5 separate regions of the Homo sapiens genome follow, and all the other regions are linked to region 1. A link is a loop called in an ENCODE intact Hi-C map of the cell type or tissue named here. Cell type or tissue: PC-3. All regions are shown on one strand. Region 1 has its middle 160 kb from the start of HMHB1. Region 2 has its middle 21 kb from the start of MIR5197. Region 3 has its middle 5.8 kb from the start of MIR5197. Region 4 has its middle 100 kb from the start of NR3C1. Region 5 has its middle 28 kb from the start of YIPF5.

Region 1 (4,000 bases):
CCTGACAAGAGCAGGTAAAAGCCAACAATCTTCTTATGTGGTTCTCCATCAACGTGGTGCTTTGAAAAAAAAATTCTATTCCACTCCTCTCCGCTAGCCATTTTCCATTAGCCATTTTTGCTCTGTCTAAAGCTTCAGTGGTTCCCCACCTTGAAGTGGGTATTTGTTGCTTTCAGGACACTCAACAACCTTTTCCTCTTCCTTACAATACTTCCATTTTCATTAGGAATTTAACTCTTTTCCATTGGGTATTGTGATGAAATGGTAAATCTATGGGCCTACTACAAACTAAGGAAGCAAAAGAGGTTCCTGGAAGTTCTCTCTGAGGAATTTTTTCTTTTACTACCCTGGTTTGACTAGGAGACAGATAGGTGACTAGAGTTCAGCCAATCAGTCGCTTCCTTCTAAAATCAACTCTTGAGTTCTTACTGTAAAGACAGAAAAAAAAAAAAAAGGCTAGAGATCATTGACTGCAGGAAGTGGCCTCCTGTTAGAATACCATGACTGTATTCCCTACTTCCTTCCCATTTCCAAGTGTAAGTCTTCAATTTCCCATCAGTAGCTTTTTTTGTTTGTTTTTGTTTTTGATTCCTTAAGCATACTTAAGGCCTTTGCACTTACTCTTCCTTCTAGTTGACACCCTCCCCCTAAAATCTTTGGCAATGCATAAGTTAACTAAAAAGGTTTCTCACTTTCCCAGGCAATTATTTAGAATTATTCTAAGAAGTTAAATTATTGGAAGTATGAGAGAAATTTCAAAGCTAGTAACATAGTGCCATCTAAAATATTAAATTATAACACTGTAAAACATGGAATATTATATATCCAGTTCTTTAGATGTTATTTTTCCTGATTCAAGCTCAATATTCCCTACTATCTACATAAATTATGCCTGCAGGACCTAAGTTTTATTATATTTATTTATTTATTTTACCTAATTAAGGTGTTATTCAAATAAATACTCTATGTATCTTCTAGGCTTCCCTGTCCCTATGCCTCAGCTCTGCTATTTGTTTCATGCCAAATATTTTTATCTCCTTCTTTCCCTCTCTTTTCTATATATATATATTTCTAAATTAAAGCCCGTTTTTTTTCCTGCAAACCTTTCATGGCCAGCCACTCAGAGACGTTTTCTGAGTTCCCTGTGCACTTTATTGCTACAGGACTTAATACAAGATTGGAAGTCCTATTTGCATGCATATTTTACATCCCCTGCTAGACTATAAGCATTTCACTATGGGTGCAGAGAAGGGGTCTTTGTTTTTCCATCACTGAAATGCCTAACATTAAAATTTTTTTTTGGCTACCTCTTCTATGCCAGGCATTATTCTTGGTGTTTCAATTACAAAAGGAAATCAAGCAATGCTGGCTACTCTCATAAGCCACATGTGAAATGGAGAGGTTCTGTGGGTAGAACATATCCAATATTTTTACCTTTTAAAAAAATTTAGAACTGACAATCTAGCAGTAGAAAAATACATATACACCAAACTACACAAGAGAACTATTGAGAGAAAATAAATATTAAAGACAGAGGAATTTTATATAAGAAAATTCTCTAAAAGAGAAGGGGGTTGAGGTAAGCCTCATGGAGAAAGCATGGTAGTTTGTATATAATAATATTTAGTGTATATTTGTAAAGGAAAGGGATATGCATAAATGTATTTAACAAATTGCCTTTTGTTTAGTTTTGTGTTGAAAGAGAGAACAGTGCCTCAGATGATGCAGAGTCAGAGATCATCTCTCCCCAAAGTTACATTTTGGTTTTGAAGTATACTACATGATTTATTTACTGATTATTTCTGGTACATATTTCTCTGAAATCAACTTTAATGTCTGAGGAATATATCAAATGAGGAAAATCATTCTGGGGCTAAAATATACCATGGAAGATTCCCTTAGTGGTCAATTAGGATTGACTATTCCTAGCTATAAAGAGAAAAGAAAAAGAATATAGAAAATAAGGCTCTAAGTAAGTCTCAGAGCATTGGTCCTGGAGTGAAACCATGAGGACCATCTCTTCAACTCCATTTTCACAAGACCTCTACATGCCTTGTATCTGCAGATAGGCGGTGATGAAGAAATATACATGCTTTTGAGAGCTCAGCTGTTTACAAGGAATTCAGTGGATCTGAGCAATAGTAGTTTAACTTGAAATGCCAAGTTAATTTTTTTTTTTTTCTAATCAGAGGTAGATCTATCTTTATCTTGGTAGGTCTACCATGTTTATTTTCAATTGATCAATAGTGACACCTGCTGGCTCAGGAAGAGACACTTGCCTAATGTGACTATAGGACTGAAATAACTGTGGGAAATAGTGGATATAGTTAGCTCATCAATCCTAAAAACCAAAATGGAACAACCTTAAGACCAAGCTGATTATTGTGTGGAAATTCTCAAGATGATCACAAAAATGAGTCATTATTGGGATGTAGACTTGATGGTGGTGAAATATGATCTAAGACTTGAGTAATCCTTGGAGGAGAGGCAAAGTAATCCTATTCTAGCTGCCTCTCCTAGCCTCACTTCTGGATTAGGGACAGCACTTTCCAATCTCTTTTCCTACCTTTAGTCTGATTTCGCTTCAACACATCTTACGAAAGACCTAGAGTAATTTCATAATCACATTCATGCTCCAAAGCCTGAATGAAATTTATAAGAGGACAGGGAGATAATTGGTGCACAGTCACACTGTGACACACACTCAAATCCAGTGGCAGGAGCCAAGAAGCCAAAGCAAATGGCTCATCACCAGATATGCTCTGACAGGTAGAGATGCAGGTGCTCAGGATCAGAACTGACATGCTGCACAGTATAGCGCCTCTGAGGTGGCCTGGCAGATCTGTGGAGAGGGGCTCCCTCTCAAAACCCTACCCCCATGTTCCTATCCCCCTCAGTCTTTGTTGCTATTTTGAGTGCCTTTCAGGCTGCAAAGATGCCCTTGATTCCTCCAACTTTGCCTCCTTGATCTGTTTTTCCTGAGGAGAAGTGGATGCTCTGAAAGTACTTGTCCCAGTCCCCCTATTTTCCATTTCTTTTTAGTCATCTTGGAAGGCAAATGATATCAAAGTTAAGCTAAGAAGCCAATAATTCACATGTAAATTTGCATTTTAAATGGGAGCACCTTAGCAAAGTATGTACTTAACCCAAAGCATGCACATCTAATGTTCATTGTGCCAAGGAACAAGAAGGAGACATTCGGAGCAGGAGCAGGACCTTCTGGATGCACTGAAAATAAGTACATATAAATAAGAACAATAATCATAAGTCATTCTTAATACTTACTGGGCACTCACATGTAGGAGACATAGTGCTATTCGTTTGATTCCTCTTGCTGTGTAGAAGCATCACAACAATTCTAATAGGTAGAAATTATTATGCCTAGTTTATAGATGACAATACAAATGTTCAGAAAATATAAGTAACTTGTCCAAGGTTATACAGCAAATATTGATGAGTCTGAGACGTCAACCAGGGTCTTTCTGACTTAGACTCTATATACTTAATTATGCTCTACTACACTTTTTTTTCAAAGGCTGGCCTGGATCATCAATGACATCTAACTGTTTAGACTAAGAGAACAAAGATATGGTCTCCATAAGTAACAGTCCAAAGGAAACATTTTACAAAACAGGTAAGCTGCAAAGCACTGCATACATGCCAGTTATTATTACAAGAGGAAGAATGTGGCATCAAGTTTGAGCTTCTCTTTATAATTCTATAAGACAAATGAATGAGAGAGAGAGGTTTGGCATGACAGGGAGGTGAGAAAAGGTTATATCAACAAACATAACGACTTCCTTTTGTGGAAGCATGTTCACATGAACACAAAGTATCCAGGTTGGGTTTAGCTCACTGAAACACAGTGACCCTGTTGCTCCACCTGTAATGAATCAACACAACTTATTGGGTATTTGGAGTAACCAGCATTTTATTAGGTCCTGCATGTATATGACATCACAGTTCTTTTGTAAAACATCAACAAAAAGTTGAGTAGGTT
Region 2 (4,000 bases), 270 kb before region 1:
TGGGACAGGACGTTAAATTATGGAAAATTTGAGAGTCATTGCCTCTGTATTTTCATCAGATAGCACAGGGTGTGACAAGTTCAGACTCCAGTCTCCCTCTCTCTGAAAAAAAACAAACTTTCTTGGAATTTTCTTCTCAAGTTACAGAGAACAACTTCAAGAGCATTGAGGTAAGAATTCTACTCCACACTGACCACTAATATCCTCCCTCCCATTCCCCAAAGTTAGGCTCACCCACAAAACTAATTTTAGTCTGTGGATACCTCTATCCACTGGTAGAAATTCTAGGAAATAAGTGTGAAGAAAACAAAAAATGAGCAGGATGACATGAAAAACTTATAGATATTTCTACATTCTCTAGACCCTTATGGCCTGCAAGCAAATAGTTTTCCTTACCATACTTCTTCGTTACTTGGTGTTTAGAATTAACCTCACCATTTTTCCTTTTGGGGGATAACTCTTTCTGTATTCTTAATTTAAGTACTTCAACAGAATTAACCACACTGCAAGTGACTCACTAGTGTAGACACCTGGCCTAGGCCTTATCACACTAGAAAATTGCCTTCTGCTAGCTTTGGTGATTGGCTTAGGGAGAAGAATTGACTCAGGTCTAAGCCTGCAGCTTCCAGGGGCACCATGGTGTACCTCAGAATGAAACAGACTCAGTGGAAGGTAGAGGGGAGAGAAGAAAAGCAAGACATGGTGAAATTACTTAAGTCCTGGAAACCTCCTGAACCCTGGACTTTTCACTTACATGAGCCAATAATTCACCTTTTTTGCTGAAGCTTATTTTGCATTCAGTTTTCTGTCTCTTGCAACCATAGGAATCTTAGTGCACTCAGAGGCAATGTTTATGACCTGCACAAACTGGTGAGAAGCACTTTATTGAGCCACCAATAGATTGGTCCTTCTTGGCTGACCAAACCTTACAGAATACAGCAGAAAAATGTCCAAAACTACTTTGGCAGCCCAAGGGGCAAGTACAAAAGAAGCACCGGAAAGTACCCCACTACCAACTAGAAGCCTGGACCTATGATGGGTCAGTGACTTGCTCTTGTGTTCCTATTTCTACCCTCATAAATTGGGGCATAGGCATGGCAGCCCTCCCAGGGACGAGAAAGGGATAGAGAAAGGCAATCCAGGGACCAGCATGGGTGTTGGCTCAAGCTAGACCCTGTCCCTGGAAAGTAGTCTGTAAATCAGACTTTGCACCCAGAGAACACACCGGTTTTAGAAATCATATGCTGAATTCCTTTGAAAAAATGGACAATTTTCCTTAATTTTTATTCTCAAGACCACACGGGACTATTCCCTTTTAGGTGTTCTGAAAATGAGGAAAAACTGTCTGGTTTTAGGCTTGCTTCAAGGATTAATGTCAGGTTTTACTGTGTTGTTTATCTCAAGTTGTCTTACCCTCAGATTGTTACTCAGCTTTTAGGAGGGTTTTTTGTTTGTTTGTTTGTTTTTTCCTTGGTGGTGGGAGGAACAGCAGCAGGAACGAAAACAGCAGCAGCCAGCCATGTACTGGGCATTACTTTTGTGTATGGCATATGACAAGCATGACACATATCACATGCATTCATATGCATGATCCTTACCACAAGGATAGGTGTGATTATTATCCCACTGTACACATGAGAAAACTGACAGTCGAAGGTGACAGCTAGTGTCTTTGAGAGTCAGGGATTTGATTCCAAAGCCAGTAAATACAACTCCACCATCTTGATGTGTATCTTTAGAAAAGGCAAATGAATATGCCCACCATTTGCTTAGCATAATACAAGCAAATGCAAGAGTTTCAGAAATCTAAATTTTCTACCCTCAGAAAATGCACATTCTAGAAAATGCATCAAGGCTTTATGTGAAAGTCAATTAGAAAAAATTACAAATGGCCTATTATTTAATCTAAATTGTTAAAGGCTATAGAAATTTTAGAAAATAGAACTTTCATGATGGGGTAATGATGGGTACACTGTGGAGGGGGTTGGGGATTTTATATGTTTAGATCATTTGGACTTTTGTTTAAATTTCTCTAATGATTAAAAGCTAACTGAAGATAGACATATCATCTATTTATTTTGCTTTCTACAGCCTTTGTTAGGAGTTTGCATAGGCTAATGCATACAACAAATAATAAATAGACAAATGCTAGCTGGCTCACTGAGATAATTACATACAATTATGAACTCATAGATCCTAAAGGCTATTGACTATAAGAAAAAAAGAGACTTTTAAAAGGCCAAGCAGATAATGGGTGTGAGATTCTGGGATCTATTTTTTTCCCCCCTCTCTTTAAGCGTGAAAGATCTTTGGGATATGACTTCAATCAGTCAGCTTAAAATGAACAAGAGTTGTTCATATACTTTGGGACAGAAAAATATTTAAAAAGTTTTTATTTAGTGATTATGAATTACTTCCACAAGGGGATGCCACCCTCTAAATCTATCTGACTTGTGGCACCAGCCCTGCCAAGCCATCCATCTTTTGACATTGTGAATGATAGCAAAATGATTCTTTTTCAGACTTCAAATGACATTTTAAACACAAAAGGCCAACAAGTACCACAAAAAAAAAAAAAAAAAAAAAAAAAGGAACGTTGTGGGATAAACCTGCAAAAGCAAACACAATGTGGTGGTCAGAGTTAGGCAGTGGATGGCTTAATCTTTTTCTCTGCAGGAAAAGTCAGAATTACTGGAAACTATATGGCTAAGCCCTGCTCTCGAAGCAAATTCCCACTTTGTGACTCAGTGAGCACACCTGTTAAATGGGCCCTTGAGAAGTGCTAGCACAGTGCCTTTCACTTCCATTCCCTCTATCTGACAAGGAGCAGCTTTGTTTCCAGCCGGAATTGAGAGTCTGGGAGAAGTTTATATTGTGGTTCCCAAGCTGTGGAATATGGCTTAAGAGCATGTAGTTGCATAGACTCTTGGGAAACATCTGTGGCTAAGTTAGTGTTTGCTTTGTATATGCAGAAGCTCATTTATGTGTAGGTGTGGTGATTTGGTTACACACACATGGTGCTGTTTAGCTCTTTTTCCATGGGTCTGTGATTATCATTTAAAGATAAGTATTTGAAGGGACAATTTAATGGTTAATGTTTCCTCCCTTTATACTGAGCTCTTAAGAATCTTTGATTTGGCACTTGTATGTTTTCATGTTATGACCTTAAATTAAATGCCAGAAGAATGTTTCAATAGCTGTTCTTTGGCACATAGCTCCTGATCAATGGTTAAGGGATTTGGGTCCATAGGTAGGTGAACTTGGACAAGCCATTTTACCGGTAGGCTCGGTTTCATTCAAATGACAAGGGGGATTGGGAGGGAAGGTTTGAAAAAAATGCCAACCCATCATGTCAGACTTTGAATAAACTGTAAGCTCCATGAGGATAGAGACCATAGCTACATGCACTGGAGGTTGGCAAAGTAAGTCCTGTGGGCCAAGCCATATGGTTTTGTATGATCCGCAAGTAAGAATGCCTTAAAATAGCAACACTTTATATAGGTATATGTAAGTCCTCGCATAATATCATTGATTTTCTCTCTTGGCCTGCAAAGATTAAAATATGTACTATTTGACCCTCTAAAAAAAGTTTGCTGAACTCCTGGTTTAGATCATCATTTTAATTTCAAGGTCTAGCACAATGCCTGATACAGGCATTAGGTTGAACTGAATATTCATTGAGTTATCCAGAATTCATGGTATTGATCATGAGGTGGTGGACACTATCTCACCTAATTTATTTAGAAATGGAAATGGCTGACTTGGTCAGGTGGCTAAAATGGAACCTGCTTAGAGGTTACTTAGATGTCAATGTGTAATGTGTTTGATTTCTGCATTGGTCAGTTACATTCTTTTTGTTCTTTAGCCACCAATATTAGCCAACTTTCTTGTAGTTACAAGCTGTTGATCCCAGCCTGTATTTTGCTGGGGTGCTATTTGTTGGTGGTTGTATCTTGCTACTCAAATAAGGACAGCAGACAGTGTACTTGTTAGAAATGTA
Region 3 (4,000 bases), 280 kb before region 1:
ATGCCAGTGCATCTTTATCATATTTGTAGTCCACCTGCTCTTTGTTTATCAGCTGTCTGTACACACATAAGATAACTCTGCATTCTCCTTACTTGAGTTGCATCAGTCAGTAGTGTCTTTTGTTACTGCCTAGGGTGAGCAAAGAACATTACCTATAGTGAATGAGGAACACCTTTGTTCATGCCACAAAATCCATTTTGTCTTTTTTAAGAATGCACCTCACTTTAAGTAAACTTAATATATGAAAATTTAGATTCCAGTAAGAAAATTCAAGTTTCACATAGCTTTTCAGGACCTCACTTGGCTACACAGAGCAGTGATTCTCAAGGAGGTTGATTACACCTCCTCAGAGATGCTTTAAAAATTTGTGGGCTGGGCACGGTGGCTCACGCCTGTAATCCCAGCACTTTGGGAGGCCGACATGGGCGGATCACGAGGTCAGGAGATCGAGACCATCCTGGCTAACATGGTGAAACCCCGTCTCTACTAAAAATACAAAAAAATTAGCTGGGTGTCGTGGTGGGCAACTGTAGTCCCAGCTACTCAGGAGGCTGAGACAGGAGAATGGCATGAACCCAGGAGGCAGAGCTTGCAGTGAGCCGAGATCATGCTGCTGCACTCCAGCCTGGGCAACAGAGCAAGACTCCGTCTCAAAAAAAAAGAAAAAAATTGTGGTGGCATTTTTGCTAGTCTGAATGATTGAAGTGATGTGACTGGCATTTAGTGAGTGGGCCTCAGGGAGGCTAGATAGGATAGTTTTATACAACAAAGAACTGTCCCAGCAGGCATCCTAGAGTCTCAAACTTAACTCTTTCAGACATAATAAAAAATATTGTATACAGGTTTAATATAGTCTAAATTTTTCAGGAATGCAACTACTTTATAAATCAAAGGAGATTGTATTTGATTTGTTTGGAACTTTACCAAGAGGTTTTCATCATTTGGGGGAAAAAAAATCACATCATGGACAGCAATGCAATAAGAGGTTTTCAAGTGTCCAATGTAACACACCTGCATCCATCTGCATTGGGCTGTGCATTCATGGTAATACTATTAGTATTAGTAATAGCAATATCCATGGTAATAAACTGTGTCTTTTTTTTTTTTTTTTTTTGAGATGGAGTCTTGCTCTGTCACCCAGGCTGAAGTGCAGTGGCGTGATCTCAGCTCACTGCAACCTCCACCTCCCAGGTTCAAGCGATTTTCCTGCCTCAGTCTCCCAAGTAGTTGGGATTACAGGTGCATGCCACCACACCCGGCTAATTTTTGTATTTTTAGTAGAGACAGGGTTTCACCATCTTGGCCAAGCTGGCTTTGAACTCCTGACCTCATGATCCACCCGCCTTGGCCTCCCAAAGTGTTGGGATTACAGGCATGAGCCACCGTGCCCAACCTAAACTGTGTCTTTTAAAAACTGTCTTCTAGTGTTGTCATGCCTGAGGATTTTACTGATGAAATGTGTTATTTTATTACAAATTACTTTTATCTCTCTTTCATATTATATATAGAGTACTTATTTTAAAAATTTTGTATTGGTTATATAATCTATAAATTTCTGTGTAGGATTGTAAAGAAACTGTTATTACCTTTTATATATACAAAGAGGACTTTAGGTTTTATGGAGATGAGAACCATTGGCCTAAAGCAACATCTGTCAACTATTCAGACAGAAACATTTTCCATTTGCACAAATAGAAGTGATTTCCTCTGTGCTAGATGAAAACAGTGGGGCCAAGATTTTCAACTTGTGTTATGGAAAGTCTGGAAAATGTGCTCTATTCAACAGGACTTTAATTTAGTCCGCCACTGATCAAACAATTCCTTTCTATGCCTAGCTTATTTTCATTCCAATATTTATTGATTCTATCACTGTGCTGGATATTGCAAGGATTAAACAACTCAGGGCCCTGACTATCTGGAAGCATAGACTGCCCTCTCTTGGAAGGCAATCTGCATGAAGAAAGGCATACTTCACAAACTTGGTACCCACAACTTTGACACCCAGGGCATCAAATGATGTTTCTTTTGATGAAAATTCTGAAATGCCCCTGAACCTTTCTTACAACACCATCAAGGTAGTTAACATGCAATGCTGGGGTTCTCTAAATCACAAATATCAGGTGGCCGATAAGGACTATATATTCTAAAAGAGAAGAGGAACGAATTGACTTAGAGGAGTAGGAGGAGGATGGGCTTTGGAGTTGGGTAGATCTGGGTTCATAGCTTGGCTCTACCACTTACTGTCTTACCTTGGGAAGGCTCAATTTCCTCCTCCCTAAAATGGTCATAATACCATCCGCATCACTAAGCTGATTTGAGGGTTAAATTAAGTCATAAACATAAAGTCATGGGTAGAACACCTGGCATATAAAAGGGACCAGACAAAATGTGTGAATCACCATCATCCCCCTTTCCTTGGGAGCTCTTAGATAAATCCTAGGACATGAGAATCAAAAGCGACCTTAAAAATGATCTAGTCAAATGCTCCACTAGACTACATAAATCTTCCTCTGTAGATTGTGAATGAAAAACTTCAAGCCTGCATGTTTTCTTCTCTTGATCAGTGTTAGCTAATTCTATTTTGGTTACCTAAATATCTTAAGAGTTGTAGAAAACAGAGATATAGATCAATGGAACAGAACAGAGCCCTCAGAAATAACGCCGCATATCTACAACTATCTGATCTTTGACAAACCTGACAAAAACAAGCAATGGGGAAAGGATTCCCTATTTGATAAATGGTGCTGGGAAAACTGGCTAGCCATATGTAGAAAGCTGAAACTGGATCCCTTCCTTACACCTTATACAAAAATTAATTCATGATGGATTAAAGACTTAAATGTTAGACCTAAAACCATAAAAACCCTAGAAGAAAACCTAGGCATTACCATTCAGGACATAGGCATGGGCAAGGACTTCATGTCTAAAACACCAAAAGCAGTGGCAACAAAAGCCAAGATTGACAAATGGGATCTAATTAAACTAAAGAGCTTCTGCACAGCAAAAGAAACTACCATCAGAGTGAACAGGCAACCTACAAAATGAGAGAAAATTTTTGCAACCTACTCATCTGACAAAGGGCTAATATCCAGAATCTACAATGAACTCAAAGAAATTTACAAGAAAAAAACAAACAACCCCATCAAAAAGTGGGCAAAGGATATGAACAGACACTTCTCAAAAGAAGACATTTATGCAGCCAAAAGACACATGAAAAAATGCTCACCATCACTGGCCATCAGAGAAATGCAAATCAAAACCACAATGAGATACCATCTCACACCAGTTAGAATGGCAATCATTAAAAAGTCAGGAAACAACAGGTGCTGGAGAGGATGTGGAGAAATAGGAACACTTTTACACTGTTGGTGAGACTGTAAACTACTTCAACCATTGTGGAAGTCAGTGTGGCGATTCCTCAGGGATCTAGAACTAGAAATACCATTTGACCCAGCCATCCCATTACTGGGTATATACCCAAAGGACTATAAATCATGCTGCTATAGACACATGCACACGTATGTTTATTGCAGCACTATTCACAATACCAAAGACTTGGAACCAACCCAAATGTCCAACAATGATAGACTGGATTAAGAAAATGTGGCACATATACACCATGGAATACTATGCAGCCATAAAAAATGATGAGTTCATGTCCTTTGTAGGACATGGATGAAATTGGAAATCATCATTCTCAGTAAACTATCCCAAGAACAAAAAAGCAAACACTGCATATTCTCACTCATAGGTGGGAATTGAACAATGAGAACACATGGACACAGGAAGGGGAACATCACACTCTGGGGACGGTTGTGGGGTAGGGGGAGCGGGGAGGGATAGCTTTAGGAGATATACCTAATGCTAAATGACAAGTTAATGGCTGCAGCACACCAGCATGGCACATGTATACATATGTAACTAACCTGCACATTGTGCACATGTACCCTAAATCTTAAAGTATAATAATAATAAAATAAAAATAAAAAAAGAGTTGTGG
Region 4 (4,000 bases), 460 kb before region 1:
CACTTGATTTGCTCTTTGTGTGTCAACTGAATAACAAATGCACAGTGGAAGAAGTGATGTGATCGGTTTGGAAGAAGTGATGTGATTGGTTACTGATCATGATGTGAATCTGTTAAGAAGTGATTTGTGGACCAAAGAGCAAGCAGCTCACAGTTTATAGTTCATATATCATGGTTACTGAAATTTGAACTGTGTTGTTGAAGGGCTGGTGCTATTTAACTAAATTGTGGTCATTGAAGTTCATGCATAGTGGAACTGTGTAAAGCAAAGTGTTTTACTCTGTTTTATGCTGCCATAACAGAATGCCACAGACAGAGTAATTCATAATGAAGAGACATTTACTTGGCTGATGGTTCTGGAGGGTGGGAAGTCCAAGAACATGGTCCCAGCATCTGACAAGGGCCTTTGTGCTACATTATCTTATGTAGAAGGCAGATGGGCAAGAGAGGGTGAGCACAAGAGAGCAAGAAGGAGCTCAACTTGTTTTTATAACAGACTCTCTCCCATGATAACTAACCTGCTCCAGTGATAATGATCATGACCTAATCACCTCCCATTAGGTCCCACTTGCCAGCACTGTCACATACGAGATTAAGTTTCCAACACATGAACTTTGGGGGACACATTCAATCCATAGCACAAGGACTGCTTGCACATAATAGGGATAATTTGAGAATGTCGTGGGGGTACATGATAGAGATTCCCACTAAGTCTGTGGGTCAGAGAATAAATTCTTAGAGAGATGACATATAAGTTGAGACTTGATAAATGAGTAGTAATTATCTTATTAAGGGGGAAGTGTAGGAAAGATTGTTCCAGGCAGAGGGAAGGGTATGTGTAGAGCCCCAAATGCAAGAAAGTGCATGGGACTTGGGGTGGTAGCCATGGTTGTTTCAGGCTGACTGTGGGTGACAATCCAATTCCATTATCTTGACTCCCTCCAGCCATGCAGGCTGCTGCTTTTAGTTACCAGGCAGCACTGACTGCTGTAGCTGGGGACCTCAAATGCTCTGTTTGGGACATTCACCTGAAGAAGGTGAAGTGCAGTCTACTGCCTCTTCTATACCAAGAGTCGCAGTTGGGGCAGCTGGGAAAATCACCAGGAAAATAAAACCAAATCAAACAAAATTAATTTAGAGGATAGTTTATATACATAAGATAGGGAATACTAACGATTCAGATGCAAACACTCTAAGTACAGAATGGTATAAGACAGGAAGAAAATCCCTTTCACGAGTCACAATTCAGAAGGTCAATTCAAACCTTTAAGTGATAAACCACATTTCTAGTCAAGCTGAATACAGAGTACAGTATTTTATTTGCTAAAATCTGAATGGTTACTACGAGCCACCCAGCTTAGGTAACATACCCAAAATAATCTCTATGAATTCCCACAACACTCTTATGGGATAGCCATTATTATCTCAATTGTATAAATGAGAAAACAGTGGTTAAGTCACTATAAGGTCACAGAGCTTGGATCCAAACCTAGTGCTTATTTTACAGCCTGTGCCTTTAGCAACTATACCACCAGTATATTTAATCATAACTAATAGAAACAAACACAAATATTGAGTGATTACTTTTATTTTTTATAAGATAAACAGACCAAGAGAAATGCTAGTTAAAAGCATTTATCTTTAGAGCAAGAATGCTCCATCCTTGTAGAAACATTGAGACAAAAAGAATGCATAAGAGCAGCAGTTTTAAGAAAAGTTTGGTGAAACTAAGTGAAATTCCAGGCATGAGCAATCAATTTAAGATTCTATTAGGAAAGCAAAACAATGAGATTATTTCAATTATTGAGTTAACAATGAGATTTCACCATCTACATTCTAGCCATGAGTAAGACATTTATTTGAATCAGATAAGGAGATATAATGTCATTTGAAGGAGGCCCAGTACATTTAATAACAGAGATAAATGAAACTGACAATGATCTCATACTTTATAAATCTAAACAAAGGACCAAGGTTAGACACAGGGATCCTAGTGGTTGATGAGTTAGTTAAAATGCCGCTTTTTACCCTATCTATTGGAGACCAGACAGGATTTTTGTTTTCTTCCTCTAAACAAGGAGGTTAAGAAAGAATTAATCCAATTGCATTTAAAACAAAGTGCAGGAGCAAGAAACAACCTTGAACCTTCCTTACTCAAATAGCAGCTCTGTTGGTAATTTAATCACTAACTGAGTTGTGTAACTTGCCTATGACAAATGGTAAAATACCTACAATGTGGAAATCTGCCAGAGTAATTCCTTCACAGGAATGGGAGGGAAAGGCTCAGCCAGCTCACACTCATACCCTGCCTCCCTATGCTCAGTGTCTGAAATTGCTTCTGTATTAGGAGAGAATATGGGAACTGTTCTGGATCTCAGGAGAATGTGAAGTCACTGAAATGTTTTTGAATACCCACTTCCCTTCACTCCCCTTCCCACCCTACTTGGTACTTGCTGGCATGTGGCACCATGTGAGCTACAGGCAGTGCATAATGAAGTCTAAATGTTAGCAAGGAATGGACAGGAGATCCTGTGGTGTGTGATCTGGCTTGTCCTTTCTGCCTTCCTTGCGCTAATGTTTAGTTTCAGACACGGAAATTTTGAATGGGATCAATCTGAACTGTTCCTTTCTTTGCTGATAAGTACAACTTTTCGTTCTCCAGTCTCAGCTTAAGCTTCATTGTCTCTTGGAGGCTTTCCTAAGTCACCTGAACTACATTAGGACTCCTTGGCACACACTTCCACAGCTCCCTATGCTTTCTAGTACTAAACACACTTCTTCCATCTTCTCCAGTGCATCAGAGGGTTCACTGCAACATTTCAACACCCAGTCACAATGTCTGGCATGTTGCTTGCCTTTAGTCAATGTTTGCAGAATGAATGGTTGCCTTTGTCATTTTCTTTTTAAAAAGGTATTGTAGACAAAGGCAGTGGTTCACGCCTGTAATCCCAGCGCTTTGGGAGGCTGAGGCAGGCAGATCACAAGGTCATCACAAGGTCAGGAGTTCAAGACCAGCCTGGCCAGCAGTGAAACCCCATCTCTACTAAAAATACAAAAATTAGCTGGGCATGGTGGCACACATCTGTAGTCCTAGCTACTCGGGACGCTGAGGCAAGAGAATTGGAACCCGGGAGGCGGAGGTTGCAATGAGCTGAAATTGCGCCACTGCACTCCAGCCTGGACCACAGAGTGAGACTCCATCTCAAAAAAAAAAAAAAAAAAAAAAGGTATTGTAAAATATTTAAGACAAACACAAATGTGTAAATAAAAATATTACAAACCCCCACATATTGACTACAGATTAAGAATGAAAACAATATTGATACAAGTTTAAGTCCCTACTTAGTCCTCTTTGATCACATTCTGCTCTCTAGAGGCAACTAGTGGTCTGAATTTGGTGACTACTATTTCCATGCATTTCTTAATACTTTCACTACACATATATGTAAACTTATTGTTTTGCATATTTCTATAGTTTGTACAAGCATTATACTATATGTATCCTTCTGATATTGACTTCTTTCAAACTGTGTGTGATTCATGATTCATTCATGCTGTTGTATTTAGCTAGAGGTTATTTGTTTTCACTGCTGTGTATTTCATTGTATAAATGCTTCATTATTAATCTGTTTTCTTGTTGATGGGTTATTTTCTAAATTTTTGCTATTGCAAAATATTATGAATGTCCTTGTACTTGCAACACTTTTCTTCTTTTAGGTCACATTGTGGTTTCCAATATACTAGACCTTTTCATTATTCACCTGTCAAAAGTGACCTGCACAGGATCTCTGAAAGCTGTAGGAGAGATAGGTGATAAGCAAACCTATGCTTGTATGAAAATGGGTATCATTGGATTTACAAGAAGCAGTGTGGAACAGTGACATGAACATTGATCTGGGAATTCAACAGACATGGATTCCAGTAACCACTCAACTTCTTAGCAGCCACGCTGCACTGGGAATACAATGCTTCAGTTTTCATACTGTATAACTTGAATAATA
Region 5 (4,000 bases), 170 kb after region 1:
GGGTGATTTGGGTGAAAGTATCACATCGCCAAGGTCCCCCTCACATCTAATTTGGCCATTTACCTACTAAAATTGTACACATTGTTCAAAGGGCTTCTCAAATACCACTTTTCCTGGAAGGGACCTTTTCTTCAAAGCTCAATAATTTATACTGCTTCCATTAGCATACCATTTCAATAGTAGTGGTCTCATGGACTTGTTGGCTTATCCTAAATGATAAATCCAAAAGATTCTAGAATGTGTATGTTGTTAATAAATGTGTATGTTTTCATTTCTTTAGCTATTATGGTTATTGTGCCAGTCTTATGTAGATTGTAAGCTCATTGAGATTAACGATCCACTTTTATTTATCTTTGTACCCAAATTAGGTATTTGTTATAGGCTGAATTGTCCTACCTCCCCCGAAATTCATATGTTGTAGTCCTAATCCCCAGGACCTCAGAATATACTGTATTTGGGAGATAAGGTCAACATACAAGGAATTCAGTTAAAATAACATCATTAGGATGGGCTCTAATCCAGTGTAACTGGTATCCTTACAAGAATCAGGAATTTGGACCCAGATACAGAGGGGAGACCATGTGAAGACACAGGGAGAAGATGGCCACCTGAAAGCCAAGCAGAGGCCTCAAAAGAAGTCAACCCTGTCGGGGGCAGTGGTGCGTGTCTGTAGTCCCAAGCACTAGGGAGGCTGAGGCAGGAGGATCGCTTGAGTCCAGGAGTTCTGGGCTGTAGTACCCTATGTTGACTGGGTGTCTGCACTAAGTTTGGCATCAATATGGTGACCCTCCCAGGAGTGGGGGGGGCCATCAGATTTCCTAAGGAGGGGTTAACTGGCCCCGGTCAGAAGGGGAGCAGGTCAAAACTCCCATGCTGACCAGAAGAAATCAACACTGCTGACACCTAAGCTCAGACTTTGAGCCTCCAGAACTATGAGAAAATAACAAGAAGAAATGAATTTCCATTGTTTAAGTCAAAGTCTGTAGGACATTGTTATTGTGATCCAAATAAACTAATACAGTGTTCAAGATTTAGCTCTTAAATAAATGAACTTTCTATGGAAGCCATCCCTCCCTGTGGGTTAGATATTTCTCCTACTTATTGCTGGCACTAACTTCTATCATATCACCCACTTATCACATTTCATTGTAATAATCCCTGTATTTATTATTAGTATATATTATATATTAATATATGGTATAATATATATTACATATGTTGTATATGTTATTATATATTATAATAACATTATATCTGGTGAAAGTGACAGAAAATCTGGTTCAAATAAGATCAAGCAAAATGGAAATCTTCTGACACTTCAGAAGGAGATCTAGCTTTGGGCATGTTTTGATTTAAAGACTCATATTGCATCACTAAGGCCAGTCTCTTTTCATCTCTTAACTGCCTTTCTTCACACTAGTGTCATCCTTAGACTTCATGTCATGGCAAGGCAGCTGCCAACAGATTCAAGCCTACATACTCCCAGGTCACTTGATACTCAAGTTTCAGCAAAATTCCCCAGGTTGCATTTCACTGGGTCAGGCCACACGCTTATCCCTGAAGCAATTAGTGGAAGCAAAGGATGCAACGCTCAGGCCTAGGTGGAATCCATGCCTTGCCAGGAAGTCAGAGGCAGAGTCAGACACCTGAAACCCAAGTACTGAGGGAGGGAGAGAGGGATAGGAGGTGCTTTCCAGAGGAAAATTGAGATCCAGGAGAAGGGAAATGGATGTTGGGTGGGAAATATCAAGTGTTCTTGATGCTTGTTTGTTGCTCTCATATGACTGTTAAGCTCCCAAGGACTAAACAATCCACTTTCTTTATCTTCTGGACCTAGCAAGTTCACTAAATATAAAATAATAGGCACCAGTAAGTGTGTATTGAATGAATAAATGCAGTAGATGCGGCACCATCAATGAAGCATGAGAAAGAGATTTCTGTTCCTGTTGCAACCAGGACAGAGTGGAGTTTCACTTGTCTCCAGAGTTAGAAAAAAGCCTGCAGCCTCACAGCCTGAGCCTGGCCTATAGAGGAAAATGGCCCTCTTCCCAGCAAGTAACACACAGGCAGTTTTGGTGAGACTGTGCATATCAACTTTGTGATCAAATTCTATCTGGATGTGGAAGAGCAGTTGAAAATGAAGATATAAACAAATGAGGAAGGTGTGACAACAGAAACTGTCCTAAAATTTTCTGTTCTTTACTTCAGTCGGCAAGTGGGAATGACATCAGATAGGTTACAGAACCACCTAGTGGTGAAAGAGCATCTATGCTGGTATTATAGTATAGACTTGTGAGGTCTGTGTGTATAATGAGCTTAATCTGCCATCCTGGGTGTGGGGGAATGTTGTGCCTCAGTCACTGAAGGGTCTAGGTGCCCTCCTTGGCTTCTGCCTCTTCTCCTACTTCTGGGAATGCTACTGAGAGCAGGGATTTGGGATAAAATGTGTCACCTATATTGGCTTTTCATCTCTACTTTGTTACAGGAGATGTTGGGGAAAAGAGATGTTGACATGACAAAGGAGGCTGAAAACGTTAGTGAAAATCTCAGTCCAACATGTTCTTCTCACATCTATCAACTCCTACTTTCCTTAGAATCTGTGAGGGTGGGGAACACATGAGGGACTTCCAATTTCTACTTCAAATACTTTTGTACTGTAGGAATCAATTTACAATATGCATGCATTGCTTCTGTGATAACAAAAAAGAGGAACCATTTGAAACAAAGAAATGGATGTCACTTCCTCAGGAGCTTTCCCTGATATTTGAAGAGCAGAGTGCAGAAAACCTGCACTGATCTATCTACAAATCTCCCACATGCATTTTTGAGGTGTACAGCTGGCATTACAAGCATAGACAGTGGCTTTGGCACTAAATGGTGCTAACTTTTTCAGATGGGAAGTTGATCCGTGGACCTTGTTAGCCTGGGAACTCTGATCTTCCCCCAGAGAGTCTTGCTTTGGGCAGTACAATACTACAGGCCCTTGCCCTTGCCCCTCATTCTCAAGGGAGGTGGCTTGCTGCAGTATTCGAAGGAAATGAGGCTGGCAGATGAAGATGACTTGGTACTTCATTCATAAGACGGTAGTCACAATTCAAAATGCAGTCGGTGGCCTAGAAGTGCAGCTCTTTATGATGTTCTACATAAAGAGTTCCAAAGGCTTTAGATCATAATACATACAGCAGAATTACTGATAATTAAGTACACAATATTTAGAAATGTATCATTCCCCAAAGCTGTATTTTGAGGAGGGTAATTTGTGACCTGATGGTTTGGAGAGGGAGAGACACCAGCTTCCAAAATACCAATTAGGAGAGTGTTGTAATAATACAGGGGCAATAACGATGACAATTGCCATGGCAGGGAAAAAAGCGTTTCTTTGCCAGCACTGAATCCTCATTGTGCCCATTACAGTGCCCAGCATAGTGTAGACCACTGATAAGCATTGATTGAATAAACATTTACATAACCTGGATGATTAACCATAGTACTGTAGAGGATGAAGGCATGGGTGAGACTTGAAAGAATACAGAAGACTTGCCTAGTTCAGAGATGTAAGAAGCTATGGGGAGAGAAAATCAAATGATGACTCTGCATTCTTGTTGGTTAGTGGTATGGATGTGAGAAAGAGATGGAAAGGGAGAGAGGGAAAGGGAGAAGAAGAGAGAAGTCAAAAGGGCAACAGGAGATAGGAAGGAGAGAGAGAGAGAGAGAGCAACCCACTGAGAGAGAGAGAGAGAGCACGCAATGTGAAGGGACAGACTTTCAGGGTAGAAGAGGGAGGAAGAGAGGAGTTCCACTGTGCATAACTTGACTTTGAGTTGCCAGTGGGGTATCTTAAAGAAATGTCTAGCAGGCAATTGATAATAGGTATTTGAGCATGAGTGTAGTGTTGGTGTTTGGGATATAAACTAGATAGATCTAACATGGAGGCAAAAGTTGAATCTGTAAAAGCAAACAAACTGTCTTGGAGGGCAAGATGTAAAGAGAAAAAACAGGG

What was found. Hi-C counts contacts between places; a loop is a spot of excess contacts. Peaks named below come from ENCODE experiments on the same cell type or tissue, not always from the same donor. Only the 100,000 strongest peaks of a DNase experiment are listed, where the experiment ranks them.
Region 2: a loop joins it to region 1, with 7 times the contacts of the local background. A loop is called at or near these places in 3 of 110 quality-filtered maps.
Region 3: it touches region 1 in a loop (5-fold over the local background); 3 of 110 quality-filtered maps call a loop at or near these places.
Region 4: it touches region 1 in a loop (4-fold over the local background); 2 of 110 quality-filtered maps call a loop at or near these places.
Region 5: it touches region 1 in a loop (7-fold over the local background); 9 of 110 quality-filtered maps call a loop at or near these places.

Annotation. Positions count from the first base shown.
Region 1 is chr5:143,965,966-143,969,965 of GRCh38, forward strand. No RefSeq gene overlaps it. Among named protein-coding and RNA genes, the nearest start is that of HMHB1, 160 kb to the left of the region's middle. In PC-3, a CTCF peak has its summit at 2,268 (motif pointing left); a DNase peak (open chromatin) is centred at 2,306; H3K27ac peaks cover 1,983 bases.
Region 2 is chr5:143,698,766-143,702,765 of GRCh38, forward strand. No RefSeq gene overlaps it. Among named protein-coding and RNA genes, the nearest start is that of MIR5197, 21 kb to the left of the region's middle. In PC-3, CTCF peaks have their summits at 2,430 and 2,636; no DNase peak of the experiment used is centred here.
Region 3 is chr5:143,683,687-143,687,686 of GRCh38, forward strand. No RefSeq gene overlaps it. Among named protein-coding and RNA genes, the nearest start is that of MIR5197, 5.8 kb to the left of the region's middle. In PC-3, a CTCF peak has its summit at 1,954 (motif pointing left); no DNase peak of the experiment used is centred here.
Region 4 is chr5:143,505,173-143,509,172 of GRCh38, forward strand. No RefSeq gene overlaps it. Among named protein-coding and RNA genes, the nearest start is that of NR3C1, 100 kb to the left of the region's middle. RefSeq lists an enhancer at 2,052-2,346. In PC-3, a CTCF peak has its summit at 2,341; DNase peaks (open chromatin) are centred at 2,249 and 2,829; H3K4me3 peaks cover 484 bases; H3K27ac peaks cover 2,203 bases.
Region 5 is chr5:144,140,233-144,144,232 of GRCh38, forward strand. It overlaps the pseudogene RN7SL87P. Among named protein-coding and RNA genes, the nearest start is that of YIPF5, 28 kb to the right of the region's middle. In PC-3, a CTCF peak has its summit at 2,239 (motif pointing left); a DNase peak (open chromatin) is centred at 2,239.